Regions from separate parts of the Mus musculus genome. Here region 1 is linked to region 2. A link is a loop called in an ENCODE intact Hi-C map of the cell type or tissue named here. Cell type or tissue: heart. All regions are shown on one strand.

Region 1 (8,000 bases), 150 kb after region 2:
CCCTGCCTCCATCCCAAATCACACTACCTTTGAAGCCTAAGTCTTACAGGTGGCATATGTGTGCACGCACTTGTGCCTTCTAACTGATACGATGCTCTTAGATCCTGCCACGCATAGTCCAGGTCAAACTCTCTGATCTTACTCGCTAATCTCTCTTCTAGAAGGTTCTCCCTGTAGCGCTCAACCACTTAAGCGTTCTGTATAAACAGCACAGAGAAGCTGACATGACATCATATAAAGTAACCCTGCCCCTGCCTACAATCGGCTCCTTTTCATGCTCTTCGTCACCAATAAATATTGAATCTATTTACGTTTCCCTTCCTAGAATGTATCTGTATTTAGCACTGCACTTGACACGTAGTAGGCAGTCAATACATGTTTTCAATGACAGTTAATTATTAATTGTTCAAATTAAATACAAGGCAAGGACAAATTACCATAGAAGACATTTCATAGTTAACTGCTAATGAACAGCGTGAGCCAGTTAACATCCCAGGGGAGTATTCATCAATACCACTAGATAGCTTTTCCACAGTATATGTAACCAGACCTGACCACAAGACCCATCAGGTCTCAGTATGTTCAAACAGCTTTCAGTAAAATTCTGTGTTTAAAACTGTGATTAAACTATATATAACATAACATTTATCATTTTAATTTTCTAGTGATTCTATCTGGCTCATTCATTTGTGGGTATAGTCTATCCATTCGTGAGGGAGGGAGCACGTTCAACGGAAATTATGAAAAAAGCATAGAAACTGAACAGCTTTGCATGTGAATTCAGGCCCAGCACTCAACAGCTGTGAGCACGGTTAGTGAAGCTTACTTTTCGTACATATAAAAATTAGGATAATCCAAATATTCTTTCCCTATAACCACTGCAAACTGCTTCAAGATTGATGAAAAGCTAAAATGGCCTTGGTACACATATAGCATCTAGTTTAGAACGTATGATAGATATTAAACTGAGGCTACTGGGATTAAGTTTCACTGAATAAGAAAATAAAATTATAGTAACAGAAAGCACAGAAAGTATGTATACTCATACAAGTAGTTAAAAAAAAACAATTTTCCCTCTGTAAGGCAGGAGACAGTAAAATCCTAAAAATTCCTCAGCTACAGCAATATTACAACATTCTCAAACTTGACTTGAGCGTGCTCTAGAATTACCAAGCCAACCCTTCGAAAGGCAGATGCTGGGCACAGGAGCTCCCCAGGAAGTAGGCCTGTAGACATGCATTCTACCAGATGCTCCGGGCATGCCGACAATAGTGTGATTGGGGAAGGAATCAGTCAGAGGCACGAGCCAACTCCTTCAGGGTCATTTTTGAAAATATTAAAAATCTGAAATACTTCGCTTTTTGCAAGTTCATAACCATTTTAAAGCCTTTTAAAGAACATTTTACAAACTGGGTTTAAAAGTCAACATGTACTTGGGGGACAGAGGCAGGCGGATTTCTGAGTTCGAGGCCAGCCTGGTCTACAAAGTGAGTTCCAGGACAGCCAGGGCTATACAGAGAAACCCAGTCTTGAAAAAAAAAAAAAAAAAAAAAACACAGTAAACATGTATTAGGATTCAACTGATAGGAAAACTTCATGCTATTAGCATACCAGTGACAAATATTCTGAAAATTAATTTGAAAGTAATTAAGACTACTTTCTAAATCTTAAAAATCCAGACCAAAACAGAGCACAACAGTTTTAAAGGCACGCACGCACGCACGCCTAGGTGAATTTGGGTTTCACATAGAAAGCGGAGGACACAGAAATACGTACATGTATGGAGGCATTCCGTCACTGTCGTGGGCTTGATCAGATAGCCTTTACAGATGTAGCAGGTGATGTAAGGGTTGAAGTCTTTCACCAAGTGTTTCCTTTGGGTAGCCATTCGAGGTCAGCTGGCTTGAGCAGTTGAAGCAGAGGAGCACTAAGGAGATGCAAAGCTGCTCCCAGGAGCTAGCGCAATGTTCCTGTAGGAGTCCCGAGGCGCGAGCGTCCAGCCTGAGCGCAGGTCACTGAGCATCACTCACTCCTTTTGGCGGTTCTCTTTCTCATACCTGTTCCCAAAGTCACAGAGAGAAGGCATCACATTTCTTATACTGCATTTAATATCATTAACAGTACATTTTCAGGGTCAAAATGTGATGAGCAGGACACAACCTTTATTGTAGAATTAACCTGTAAATCTACTCTCATTTAATTGAGAGTTACCAAATTCACCCAGTTATGAAGCTTCAATTACCACTGCAACTCATGGCACCCAAAGCTGCTGAACCCAGTTAAGGCTGCTCCTCGGCAGTACTGGGCTTTTACTACCTGCTTGACTTCCTATCAGGAGCCTCTGCCGATACAAGCGACCAAGTCTCACAACTGAAGTCAGCAACCCCCTACCAAAGGGTCTCTATTTCCATTCTGTACTCTCCGTCCAGTTAACAGTCAAATCAACATGATGTGCATGTCCCCTCTTCAGACAGATACCCTCCGGGCAGGGCATCTGACATTCTGCTATCAGGTTTATTCTATTTATTTATTACAGTTAGTACTTCTCAAATAGAAAAAATAAAAAGTCGGCGCTTCCTCTCTGTAAACAGAAAAAGCATGTAAGGTTTTTAGCCTGTCCCATGAGATGTAAACCACATTCCTAATTGGTTTCCATTGCAAACTGACTCTAACCTTTCCTTCAACACTTCAGGTACACTGACAGGACCACTCTTCCCACCATATAAACTCTGCAGGCTCCTATCTTCTGTCCAACATGCCTTTCCTCTTCATCACTGCACCATCCTTGTCCCTGTGTCCCTCTCTGACACTATCCTCACTGTAATCCCTATTTGCTAATGCTTACTTCTCCCCAGTTACTTTTTTTCACTGATTTAACATTCATTCATTCATTCATTCTTATTTTTCTGGGCTGGGTTTCTTATAGCCCAGGTTGGCATACAACTCCTGGTTTAGAGGGGATGACCTTCAATTTCTGATCCTCCTGCCTCCTCCTCCTTTAGCATGCCGGTAATACAGGTGTGACCCACCACTCCCAGTTTGCACTGTGACAGGGATCAAACTCAGGCACAGTGCATGTTAGGCAAGCACTCTACCAAAATTCATTCTTTTTTTCCTCTATTAGTGAGAAAGTTCTAACAGATACCAGCCACAGTTAGTCTCAAGTAGCTATTTATTTCATTGCTTTATTTGTAAGATAAAAATAAGAGCTCCAGCGACCTAGAAAGGCGATGATTAAATGAAATAGTGAACAGTGAAAACTGAAGAAATGTCATTAATTCTTCTTAGAATTTTACTAATCACTAGCTTGTTAGGTTATTTAAAAAGTTTTGCAAATTCCCTACAAGAAAGATGACCTTAGAAAACAATGAAGATGCTGATTTCAGTAGGTTCATCCTACACGAATCTCACTCATTAGGCAGAAACTTTTCCACTACCTTGGCTGTTAACACATAGGCGAGTATAAAATAACTGGAAAAGTCTAGAAGGCATCATTCCAGCAGCACACCCTCACTGTGAACGTTCAGGGTATAAGCTCGGAGCGTCTACTCCTTGGGAAAATAGTGTCAAGGATATGACAGAAAGTGTAATTTAATTAATTGCAATGTCGGGGTTCTGGCCTTCGTGACCTTCAGCAAAGCATTAATATCCTCGCCTGGGTCCCCGCTCCTCTCTCGACTTTCCCTTGCTCCCAGGACTTACGTGAGCGCTCGCTCGAGGCAAACCGGTGGGAAACGCAGTCCCAATCCCAAGCCCAGAGCCCTGTCACCCCGACACGGAAAGGAAGCGAGCGCTTGCGGTGTCGCGCGGCCGGCCGGCGGCAACTTTTCCGCGTCAGCCGGCGCGGGTCCCGGAGGTTCGAGCCCTTCACCGCCGGGCAGGTGCTCGGCTCAGGAGCCGGGGCTACTCGCGCGGGGACCACGGGACAGGACGAGTCTCCGCGGGCCGGCCGCGCCGCCCCCGAGCGCTGCCCCGAAACCCCGCGCGCCCGCCCCGCCCCCGAGCGGCTCCGGCTCCAGCGCCCGGCGCGGCAGGTGTCTGGGGCGCCGCGGCCGCCGGCGCAAACTTGGCGCGCGGCCGGGCCGCCCCCGCGCGGTACCTACCCAGCGGCCGCCGCCGCTCTTCAGCCCGCCGGCGCGCCCGCCTCCGAGCCCGGGAAAGCGAAAGAGAAACAGCGCCCGCCGCGGCCTGTCTGGTCCCCCGCGCCCTGTCCGCCCTCCCCCAGCAGGCGGGAGCGCGCGGGCTCCGCGGGGCCACTCGGCTCTGGCGCGATAGGGCGCGGCGGGCCTCGGGGCCAGGCCGGTGCCGCCTCCAAGGGCAGCTCCACCCACCTCCAACCGCCAGAGCCGCCCGCCTGCCCGCAGGCCACGCCTCTCTCGCCGACCACGCCCCGTCCCCACGCCCTTTCCTCGTGGGCCACGCCCCTTCCCGCCGGCCACGCCCCCAGCCCACGCCCGCCGGCTCGTGCTCCTCCTAGGCGCCTGGGACACCCTGAGTGCCCTGCCCCCCACCCTTGTTGCTCCTGTGTGACACGTAGCTGTGGCCGAATTTTATCTCCGTTCTTATCCTCGCCATCCCTCTCAGGGTTGTTTTCAGTCTTAACAATGACCAGTACGCTTTGCCTGGCCGGTTCAAAAGCAATGGTCAGCGTTGAGCACTGAGTCACCTCACTGAATTTTCTCCTTGGGGCGGTGAGATGGCTCAGCCGGTAAAGGCACTTGAAGCCATGCCTGAGGAGACTTGCTCAGTCCTCAGCATTCAACGGAAGGAGAGAATGGACAGAACGACCCCTGCAAGCTGTTCTCTGACCTCTATAGGTCAGAGGACAAACTCACAAACATTCATATAAATAAATATAACTTAAGACATCGAAGAACAGTTTCATAGGAGGCATTGTTCTCCACACTGGACCCACGAGGCCGTACTGGACATGAAGACACTGGCTTGCAATGAACCTTATTTAGAAATCACCATTGAACTTGTAGCAGTATGATAGGTCTAGCAATCAGAATCACTGACAAATACAGGTAAAGTGGTAAAAATTTATTGCTGTTTGCAAGGTTCAAAACAAACAAAAACCCCAGTGCTCTTTCTAGTGGACTTTGAGACTTCGGAGACACCATTCATTAACAGAAAAGGAGGATTCCTTGAAAGGTGACCTATACTCCTCTCCTACTGCTTTCCCCAAACTCATAAATTCCTACTGAGCATAACTTAGACCCAGTACTTCACTTCTTAGAAGACTATAATCTAGGATCCCTAGGATCCTAGGCAAAGCAAGGTAGCCATCACTTACTAACCAAATATCAAAGGAGAATTCTCCAAAGCGCAAGCTGCAAAGTAACCTTCAATCTTGCACACCAGAAAGAGAATCAGGGCTGCAGTTCCAGCATCTCTTTTGTACGAGCCAGAGCAAAGGTGGCTGAAGAATTCGGAGAGAATGCAGAGCATTCGCTTTATCTCCTCCAGACAGGCAGAACCTCTGGCTAGTGACAGATTGCGGAGGTGACTTCAAGAACAAAACAACAATCCAGGCGTGCACAGGTGTCCAGAGATATACCTCAAATTTAAAATGCACGGGGCAGAACAGGATGCCTTTAAAACTAGCCATTTTTATAACTAAACAGGTAAATTAGATGCAGGTAAAACAAATTCATTTGAATATCGCTGCAGGAAGAATACAGAGCTTTAAGTGATTATAATCCTCTTAAGGACCCCTTTTTGAAACTCCGACTCAAGGTTGGGATGACTTCTGCAAGACACAGTAATTACAGTAAGCAAAAGAAAACAAGTCAAGTGACTGTAGGCTTCATGTCTTTCATACTGAATGTATCCAAATGAGAAAAGCCAACCTATTTCTAGTATATTTAAAATAGGCAATGGGGCCAGGCAGTGGTGGCTCACACCTTTAATCCCAGCACTTGGGAAGCAGAGGCAGGCGGATTTCTGAGTTCGAGGCCAGCCTGGTCTACAGAGTGAGTTTCAGGACAGCTGGGGCTACACAGAGAGAAACCCTGTCTCGAAAAACCAGAATAAAATAAAATAGGCAATGGATTGCACACTAAGTTCTATTAAAATGTGAAATGGAAGATCCTGTTATATACACTGTAGCACACACACAATGGCCTAATATTGTTCTAGTTTGTGTCTGCAAGTGTTTTAAATGTCTTTTCCAGGAGTACAAACATTGAGAACTCCGAGAGGAATGCAGTTGGTGATCGGTAAGTGAGCTGCCCAGTATTTTCAGAAATGATCTTGGACTCGGACTCCGGGAGGACATACCCCAGCAAAGGAGGGAGAGAGGGAGTGCTGATGCCAAAGCCCTACGCAGTCCCCTGCGGTGGCCGTGGAAATGGAGATGCTGGAGTAAGACTGAGAGATGCCATTGGGTCCCATCCTTTGTGGGGACACCAGTGTTTTGAGTCCCTACTTACATTTGAAGCCAAACAGTGTCTTAGTCATCCATTCTTTGCTGTGAAGAGAAACTGAGACCAGAGACCACGGTAACTCTTCTGGAAGAAAAAGCACTTAACTGGGGGCTTGCTGACAGCCCCAGGGACTAGCTCATTTCCATCCCAGGAGAGGACATGGTGGCAGGCAGGTGTGAAGTAGCAGGCTGGAGAAGTAGCTAAGAGCTAATTCCTGATCCCAGTTAGGCCAAGAGAGAGAGTGGGCTCGGCATGTACTTTTGAAACCTGAAAGCCCACCCCTGATGAACTTGATAAGTAAGCATTCAAATATCTGGCTCAAATGGGACAATTCTTATTCACCAGTTTGCGATTTCTTCTCTCTCTTCTTTAGAAACCATCTGAGTCTCTTACCCCAAAAAAGTTATTTAAAAAAAAAAAAAAGCAAGTGATTTGCTTGCCCTGCAGATACAAAGCTATAAATTCCCAGTGCTTCGAGAAAATAAAACAATAAGACCCACGGAAAAGTAATTTAAAATATAAACATTAGTCTGATTAAAAATAACAACAAAGAAGCTGATGAGCTGGCTCAGTGGTTAAGAGCACTGACTACTCTTCCAAAGGTCCTGAGTTCAAATCCCAGCAACCACACGGTGGCTCACAACCATCCATAACGAAATCTGATGCTCTCTTCTCGAGTGTCTGAAGACACACTACAGTGTACTTACATATAACAAATAAATAAATAAATAAATATTTTTTAAAAATAACAACAAAAACAATGGCAAGATAGATCAACGCATTCCTGGTGCTCTAAGTATATAGCACTGGGACATGAATGTTTCACTTCATTTTACAGACACAAGACCCCCAACCCCCCACAAAGTGCAAATCCAAAAATCACAGCTGATTTGGGTTGAGCCAAGACAAAAGCATCAGTTCAGTTTTATTTATGCCTTTTAGAAATTCTCAAGTACATGAAGTTATGGGATACACAGTTAACAGAATAACTTAAGAACTGCCTGCCTCCCCACCCTACACAAATGGATGGAGAAGGGGCAGAAGAGGAGGAGAGCTAGTAACAGCACCCATTTCCACCACTCATTTTTTAGAAAGATTTATTTATTTTATATATATGAGTACACTGTTGCTGTACAGATAGTTGTGAGCCTTTATCTGGTTGTTGGGAATTGAATTCAGGACCTCTGCTTGCTCCGGTCAACCCCGCTTGTTCAGTCCTGCTCACTCTGGCCCAAAGATTTATTAACGATTATAAATAAGTACACTGTAGCTGTCTTCAGACACACCAGAAGAGGGCGTCAGATCTCATTACAGATGGTTGTGAGCCACCATGTGGCTGCTGGGAATTGAACTCAGGGCCTTCAGAAGAGCAGTTTAGAAACATTCACGAACAAAAAACAGTTTGCAACCTTCTGAGGAATTGTAGAAAGAAGCAACTAAGAACAGCCACGTGGTGATGGCTGGAACTAGGGATTAGTACTTTGGTCTTTTCACTTCAACCCTATCTGCTTCCATCTTCTTCCTCTTCTCAATCCCTGCACTTATTTTCTTCCACTGTCAAAGCTCTGCCTC
Region 2 (8,000 bases):
CACAACCCTCCTTCCTTCACTTTCTTCCTCCTACTTCCTCCAGTTTAACTACACACTACCAACAACTTCATTATGTTGTTCCTCTATTCGAGGAATTCCAAAGGCTTCCCATTAACCACAGTGGAAATGTCCAACCTTCTCCAGCCCTCGAGCATCCTTACATAACTCCCACAAGTCCTCGGCAAGTTTCCATTGGGCTTGTTTTATTGTTACTTAATTTATTTTTCTCTTTAAGGCCTCTCAAGTTATTTTCCCCACTGTTTACATATTCCTTTCGCTCGTTCAGATTCTATCATTCCTTCAATGGCCAGCCAGCTTAAATAATTACCTTTACTTCAAGGCCTTTCTTCATGGCTCTGCACACACTGATCATCTCCATATTGCAAACTGTTTCTGTAGCTTATTGTGGCTTTTTCTGGGGAGGGGGGGAGTTCCAGTGGGCTTTTATTGAGATCAATTAACAAAAAGAGATAAGATTTTACCAACCATCTTTTCTGAACCATGTATAAACTCTGTAAGGACTCTGGTCCATAGACATGTACATACAACGTAACACATCCCAACAAAAACATACTACACACCCCCCTGAACATTTGCCAATTAAACAGAAAGCCAATTTTCCCTTTCCCCTAATTGTTTTCAAAATTTTAAGTTCCCACTGTTTAAAGTAGAACTAACTGGTCCTGTATAACTAGGAACATTAGAATTACTGTGGCTTTTACATACTGATTTGCTTGTTATCCATTAGCCCCAGATCACCGGAGGTGCGACATTCTGGCTAAGCCTTGTCTGTGTTTCTACCCCAGTTAGTGCAAAGCTAAGCATAACATATGTTCAGTGACTGGTAGCTCCATCATGGTCCAGAGGTTCCAGCAAGCCCATTCATACACAACACAAACTTGTCACTCTTGTCCTCTGCACACACCTTGTGTTTTCTCTTAAACGCTTCTACTGCCTACTTGGCACAGTTCCTCATCTTCTATTTGGGGGCAAGCTTCCCTTTGAATTCCAAACTAGGGATGGAAATGTAGCTCAGTGATAGAATGCATGTGCACAAAGCCCTGAGTTTGATCCTCAGCAAAATACACATGTACACACACATACATGCACACTCACGCATGTACACACACACAGTTTAAACTGATTTCACCTCCCTAGTTATATAAAATTTATCTTTTTTGAATCTATTTAATTCCTTGGTATAGTCAATTCCAGTGAGAACCTCTCTTTCCCATTCAGCCCATTAAATACTGAAGGAAGCAATAAAACTCGTCCCTACTTGCCACAGTTAATTCTGTCTCTCCTTTGTGTATTTTCTCCTTTATTTACCATGTTTTTCTAATATTTGTATTAAATCACTAATTTACATATTTGTCTCCATTTCAATCTGCCAGCCTTAGTGAATTCAGTATGTCTAATTTCCATCACCTGGGGCCTCTTGAGCATCTCTCACTGAGACACTTAAACAGCCATCCCTTTCACTAACCCCTGCACCCCATCTTTCATAGAACCACTTTGACAGCTATTGCTAAGCAGATTTGGGATGAGGGTGTAGTTTTAAAACACAGATTGCTGAGCTGTGCTCATAGCTTTTAATTCAGTACATTACAGCATCAGTGTTCACTCTTAGTTTTACCAAGAAGTTAAAAGAAAAATATGTCTCCAGTCTCAGAAATTCTGATTTAAAAAGCTTGCATTTGGGCCGGGCATGGTGGCGCACGCCTTTAATCCCAGCACTTGGGAGGCAGAGGCAGGTGGATTTCTGAGTTCGAGGCCAGCCTGGTCTACAGAGTGAGTTCCAGGAAGCCAGGGCTATACAGAGAAACCCTGTCCCGAAAAACCAAAAACCAAACAAACAAAAAAGCTTGCATTTAGGCCGTCATAGTGCTTCCCAGTTGATTTTTACTGTGCATCAGATTGAAAACTGGTATCTTAGGGTGGGATGTGAGTCAGGACCAACATCCTACCAAAGTAACTCTACAGTCAGTCTCGTTTGAGACCTGTGTCAGGAATCTTCTGAATGGAATTTGGCATAGAGGTAGTATCAGAATTTACAGTTTCTACCATTCTCTCTCCCATCATGGCACCCCTCTTTAAACATTCAGAATATAGCTTATATTTTTTGGCCTTATTAGGATCAGCATAATCTGACCTCTTCTTTATTTTCGTGAGCTGTCACTCTTACTTGTTTCTACACCGTCATAACCATGACACACTAATTTTCTGAGGGAAAAAACCCCACATGATTACAGGGCCACTTGAATTGAAATATAAACTCAAGTTGGAAGGGTGGAGCTATTAATTTGGGCAAAAAGGAAGAATCACTAAAAGGGTCCCCAAAGTTCCTGATGTCAATTAGGATACTAAACAAACCTTGAGTTCTGCTTAAGCCCTACAGAGTTCAGAAATAAACTAGGAGGCAATAAACTGTCTTTCTCTTTCCACCACATTCCATCAAGTCTTCCCCACTCTACTGGAGAATCCGGTCATCCCAGATGCCCTGGCTTTCCTCATCTTCAGATGTCAGCATTTTTTTTCCTTAGGCTTTTTATCATGATGCCTCAAAATTTCAGCTCTGAAAATCCTCTTGAAAAATATGCAATACATACTTGCATTTTCCTCTTAAAATTTCCATTGAAAAATCCAACAGCAGTATCAAGGTCAAAAGAAATTTTAAGGCACCACCAGAAACTGCCTCAGAATCCCAAGTTTTCTATTCCAAACTGTTTTTATCCTCCATGTTCAAAGATTTTTTAAAAATTCTTAAACTATAGGCTCTTTGACTAGTCTACATCCTGAAAAAGAGTGTCTTTGCAATTCACTTGGTAGCACAAATGTGGATGTGCCTTGAAATGCCATAAGGCAAGTAAGAGTTTTTAACCTTATTCCACTGAACAGAACAAACAATACATTGGCTACAGTTTTAGATACTACTGATGCCAGGAAATTGGCCAGGACTTCACTGTAGTTATTACATGTGGTAATACTTAAAAGGATTACTTTCTTAAAATCTGAAAAACTTGAAATTACTAAGACCTATGTGCTTCAGATAACAAATGTTAGACTTCCAGCCACACTGTATCAGCTTCTGTTAAGTTCCAAACCTTTCTTTCAGTTCCACTGAAATTATATGTAAATAATATTGATAAATAATAGACATTATTTGCTATATATAATATATTCTTCACTATATATAAATAATTTGGGGAAAGGTACTTGCTGTTAGACACTAAACTCATAACATTGCTTCTAAAAGCAGATGTTACATTTTCCCTCTTAATAACCACCTTAGGAAAAAACTGCCAAAGCATGGGGTGACAACCAACACCAGGTCACATGTATATGTGACCTCCATACACATATACCCATACTCACACGTATACACACACTAGACACATACCCAGACTTGAAACAAACAAACTACATTGGCATTAAGAAGTCCTACATAAAAAGCTGTGAAAACCCTGTGCACCAACAGACTACAATATGAATGACAAATTGCTTCAAAGCATCTCCCAAGGTAATTCCTAACTACAGCTGCAATTTACCAATCAGTTGTAGTTATCCTTTTAAAATGTGTGTCATTGCTGTCCAAATCTGCTGTGCTGACTTATGATAAAAGAGTTGTCTTTAACAATTTCCAGTTATTACAGGCTTCAGACATTTTTGAAAAACCTACCAAATCATAACATTATTCTGATACTAATACTTTATAAAGAAGAGTGAGCTATTTTAGTAAGTTCCTAGTCATTTAGGAGGGCGGCTTCTAGAAACTAATTGCAAGTAGAAATTTTTTTAAATGTATAATATTCCCCAAACTTTTACTATTTTGTCACGTACAGATGCGTTGACAAGTCATAATCTTTAAATACTTGAAAGCAAACTTGCCCAAAGTATTTAAATACTATGTCAAATAAAAATGTCAAAACCAGAAGTTAATCATAAAGCAACCAGACTCCCAACCACTAAGTACAAACAGGGGGAAGGGAGAGAGGGGATGATGTCCCATGACATCATTTGGCAGTATGGAGTTTGAAGGCTGAGAGCGCCTTCCAAATTAACCCTTGCAAAATCCAGCTGGGAAATTACCACGCTTATTAAGCTTGGATAGCCGAGTTTTAAAAGAAGAAAAAGCCTCGCTCCTTCAAATCACACGTCAGTACCGTATGAAAAAAATAAAAGCATCCAGGGAGGCAACTGCCTCCCACTACCCGGATAGCAACGGAAAGGTCAGAATTAGGAGGAAACTCCTCTCTGAGACTGTTCAACCCGAGGGGAGAAAGGACCGCAAAAGCGAAGGGAAGCGCTGCCTTGGCGCCCACAGGCAGGTTCTCCCACTCAGGGAAAACCTCCCTGACGCCCAACTGGCACCCATGCTCATCCAACAGAGGATGCCGACCCTCAGCAGAAAGTCGGGAGCCAGACCCCCCGAAAACAAGCAAACACCCAGCATCAGGCAGCGGACCCCACTCCCCGAGCGTGGAAGGCGCGGTTCCCAAGTGATGGCCGTTGCCCTCGAGGCGCAACTTCCCTGTTGTCCCCTCTCCAGGCCGCCTTCAACCCACCGCCCAGGGCGCCCCCCGGCCCCCGCCGCACCTACCGCGGCTGCGCCGGCCGTCACGATGGGCGGCAGCTTCTCGCGCTCCGGTTCTTTCCCCTTCCTCTCCTCCGGGGCGGCCGCGGCTACCGCCGGCGGCGCTCCGGGCGAGAGATCCCGAGCCGCCTCACTCATGTCTGGCCGGGCGGCTGAGGCGCGAGGCGGTGGCGGCGGCGGCAGCGGCGGCCGGACTGCAGCCGGGGCGGGCGCTGCTGCTGCTGCCGCGGCCGCGAGAGGGCTCCTTCCAACCGCCGCCGCCGCGCCGCCCCCGCCCCCGCGCGCGCCCGCGGCCCGTCGCGCGCCCGCGCGTGTGCGCGCGCCCCCGGGCTGGCCGCCAGGCTCCGCCGCCCACCCCCTGCGTGCGCCCGGCTCGCGCCCTCGGCCGCGCTCCGCTCCCGCGGGTCCGCCGGCCGGGGCTCAGACCGCGGCCCCGCGTCACGCGCGGGGACCGCTGAGGAGACGGCGCGGGGCGGGAGCTGGGGGGCGCCTGGTCGCCATGTTGGTCGCGGGCTGTGGTGGGAGGGCGACAGGCCTTGTAAAGGCTGTGACACGGATTCTAACCCTGGCTTTCCCTTCACCTGGAGTGGCAGGTGAGCCGGGGACCTTTGACCCAGCTGGTGGCCTTTGACCTTTAAACTCGCGCTCAGGAAGCGGACTCGGGGTCATGTCTGCCCCCTGATCTTTCCTCCAGTGCCTCCAGCGCCGGGGAGACTGGGAGACCGCTCACCTGAGCATCCTTATGACTAACTCTTTCCCCGTGTCCTCTCCTGGCCTCATCCTACGGGAGAAGCGCTTAGGGTCGGGAGAGGACAATGCGACACCGTGCTCCCCTCCCACACACACTCCAGGGCAGGACGGCCAGGCCACACTTTCCATTTCTGAGCCGCGGTCCCTCATGACTGCCAAGTCCGCCTCTCCCTTCCGTGCCCACGCGCCTACATTTTGCTCTCCCCGCCCCCCGCCGTCCTTCGTTCCCTCTAATCCCTTGTCCCCTTCCGTTTATAAGTTACAGATGGACAGATCCAAACTGCTGAGTAATCCATAATAAACCTCGTAATAAATTCTGGGTAAGAACGTTTAAAAAATTACTTTAAATCGTCATGTTAAAATATCCCCACCTCCACCACCCGACGACGACTTAGACAATTTCCTTTCTCCTCGCCCCCTCCTTTTCCTTTTATCAGTCTGCTGGAATGGCAGAGACACCTGCTGATGGAGGAGAAGGGAGAGAGGAAGTATTCACTGTACCACTTACTAAAAATAGAGAATTTCTCGACATTGAGGTCTTGGGATTTTTAGTTGAGACTTCGTTATTTTATTCATGGTGAAGTGAATTTTCTAATCCAAGAATACTCAGCTCCAAATACAAGAAGCAAGAATATCTCTGAAACAAATTCAGAGGGGATTTGGTGACTGTCATTTTATATAATTCAGAGTCCGCAGAACTAAATAAATAGTTACAGTTCTTCCTGGCATGAGGTTGTTTTTCAAGCCCAGAATTTGTAGCAAGCAATAAAGTGAATCGGATAGTGCCTACTGTATTACTTTGGAAATTATAAAGTTTGCTTCTATTTCTAGGAAGTATTTGTAGTTTTAATATAATTGCTGTCACCATCGTTTCTCTATTAATAACAAAAGGTGTACAATAAGTAGAATAAAGTAGCCAGGTATTTCATAATCTTTAGAGCCAAATGACACAGGCACTACTTTGCAACACCCTTTTCTGTCTCCTTTTTCTTGAATTTTTGTTTTTAGACCTCTCTTCTTAAATCTCCGGACTATCTCATAGACATCTGTTTTCTTTTAGCAGGCCAGCATGCTGAAAACTGGTAACAAACATTGTAAAACCAACCTTTCATTTTAAATACGATTCAAGATGTACCATGCTACTGTGTCTAGACTGGTAGAATAAATTCTGAAATGATGGTGGGTTATCTCTCCTATTGTCTACAACCAAATTTAGTAATTTGCTATTAAAATACTTGGATCAGAAACGAGTTGGATCGCATGCCTTATGCTTTCACTTTTCATGTGTGAGACAAAATAAAAGTGTGTCTGTACATCTAGTCACATTCAATAGAACAAAAATATTTAGATATTGGCAAAAAAACTGGCAAGTCAGAAGTGTTCATTTCTACTGCTCCAGACGAGATAAGGCAATGGAAACAAGCCCATTGGTTTATTCTGCTGGGAGCTCTATATAGGAAAGATAAGCATCATGATGAATTTGTTTCCACTTCCTACTAAATACATGATTCATAATGTACCACTTAAAGTCTCTTTCATACAAGCCCCGGGTAAGGACTGGGAGGTAGATGGGGGTGCTCTTGGTAAGCTAGAATGATAACTCTGGCAGAACTTGTAAGGCAACTGTCACGAAAAACTTTTTGTGTGTACCTACTGGATCTGGGGGTTGAGGGGAGTCAGACAGAGCTCTGGCTGCTATGCATAAAGATGTGCTGAAGACGCTTTTCAGTGACACCAAATGTAATGGTCAAGTGTGGGGACCTTTCTAAGTCCAGATGCAACTGGACTTGATCAATCAGGTTTTTCATCTGATTTAGGAAGGCAAAAGACCTAAAGGGGAACGGGGTGGCATGGGGCAATGAAATGGGATTTAGAGAGATTATATCCAAAGAGGAATGAATGGCAAAGATAAGAGTTGGAAGGCAATGGAAAGTCTAGCTGACAGAGCACCCCTTTAATTACACACAGTAATAATAGTGTACTGAACAACAGCAAAATTGGTTCTGAAAGAGCATTTAAGAATGGTTCCTAACCAATCATTATGATCATGTGGTCTATTTTAAATGTGTGCTTCAGACTTACTTTTAAGGTTCTATCACATTAATTTATCGCTTGATGTGCCATGTTGCACATGTGGAGGTCAGAAGGCAGCATGAGGCAGTTCTCTCATTCTGTTGTCTGAGTCCCTGAGGATGGAGCTCAGATGTGAAGCTGGGCAGCCAGCTCCTTAATCTAGTGAGCTATCTCATCAGCCTTGCGACACACTTTTTAAGGAAAGCGTCTTTTTCATATTCCAATTGAGTATTGGTCCTGAAGTAGTGAAGTCAATAAATATACTTCTTTTAACCGTGTTTGGCATACTTCCTTGGGTACAATGATTGTAACTTTTTGGAGAAAAATGCATCCAATCTGTTGCATTACAGAAGAAAGTGGAACACACTGGCCGTCAAAATGAAGCAAACACGCAGTTGTAGACAATAGGTTCTATTCAACTAGAGATGTTCTCTAAGACCCTGTTCACGACTTCTGTTTTTCACATACACAAAGATAGAGCATTTCTTACTTATTTTTATTAAAAACAAAAGCCAAAACTGTACCCAGATACTGTTTACACCTATACAACTCTTTCTTTAGAAGCTTCTAATGGTGGGATTAT

The links. Peaks named below come from ENCODE experiments on the same cell type or tissue, not always from the same donor. Only the 100,000 strongest peaks of a DNase experiment are listed, where the experiment ranks them.
Region 1: it touches region 2 in a loop (5-fold over the local background); 2 of 42 quality-filtered maps call a loop at or near these places.

What each region holds. Positions count from the first base shown.
Region 1 is chr19:36,406,013-36,414,012 of GRCm38, reverse strand. It overlaps Pcgf5 (polycomb group ring finger 5), which reads right to left and starts at 4,265. Exons shown (of 10, transcript NM_001368691.1): 1 at 4,104-4,265; 2 at 1,777-2,057. The coding sequence starts at 1,888. It also overlaps the pseudogene Gm9042. In heart, a CTCF peak has its summit at 4,241; a DNase peak (open chromatin) is centred at 4,322; H3K4me3 peaks cover 2,959 bases; H3K27ac peaks cover 2,067 bases.
Region 2 is chr19:36,551,516-36,559,515 of GRCm38, reverse strand. Hectd2 (HECT domain E3 ubiquitin protein ligase 2) reads right to left here and starts at 4,877. Exons shown (of 21, transcript NM_172637.3): 1 at 4,601-4,877. The coding sequence starts at 4,732. Gm41838 (a long non-coding RNA gene) reads left to right here and starts at 5,477. Exons shown (of 2, transcript XR_877830.3): 1 at 5,477-5,664; 2 at 5,782-6,591. In heart, a CTCF peak has its summit at 4,637; DNase peaks (open chromatin) are centred at 4,475, 4,825, 5,105 and 5,145; H3K4me3 peaks cover 2,689 bases; H3K27ac peaks cover 1,539 bases; H3K27me3 peaks cover 288 bases.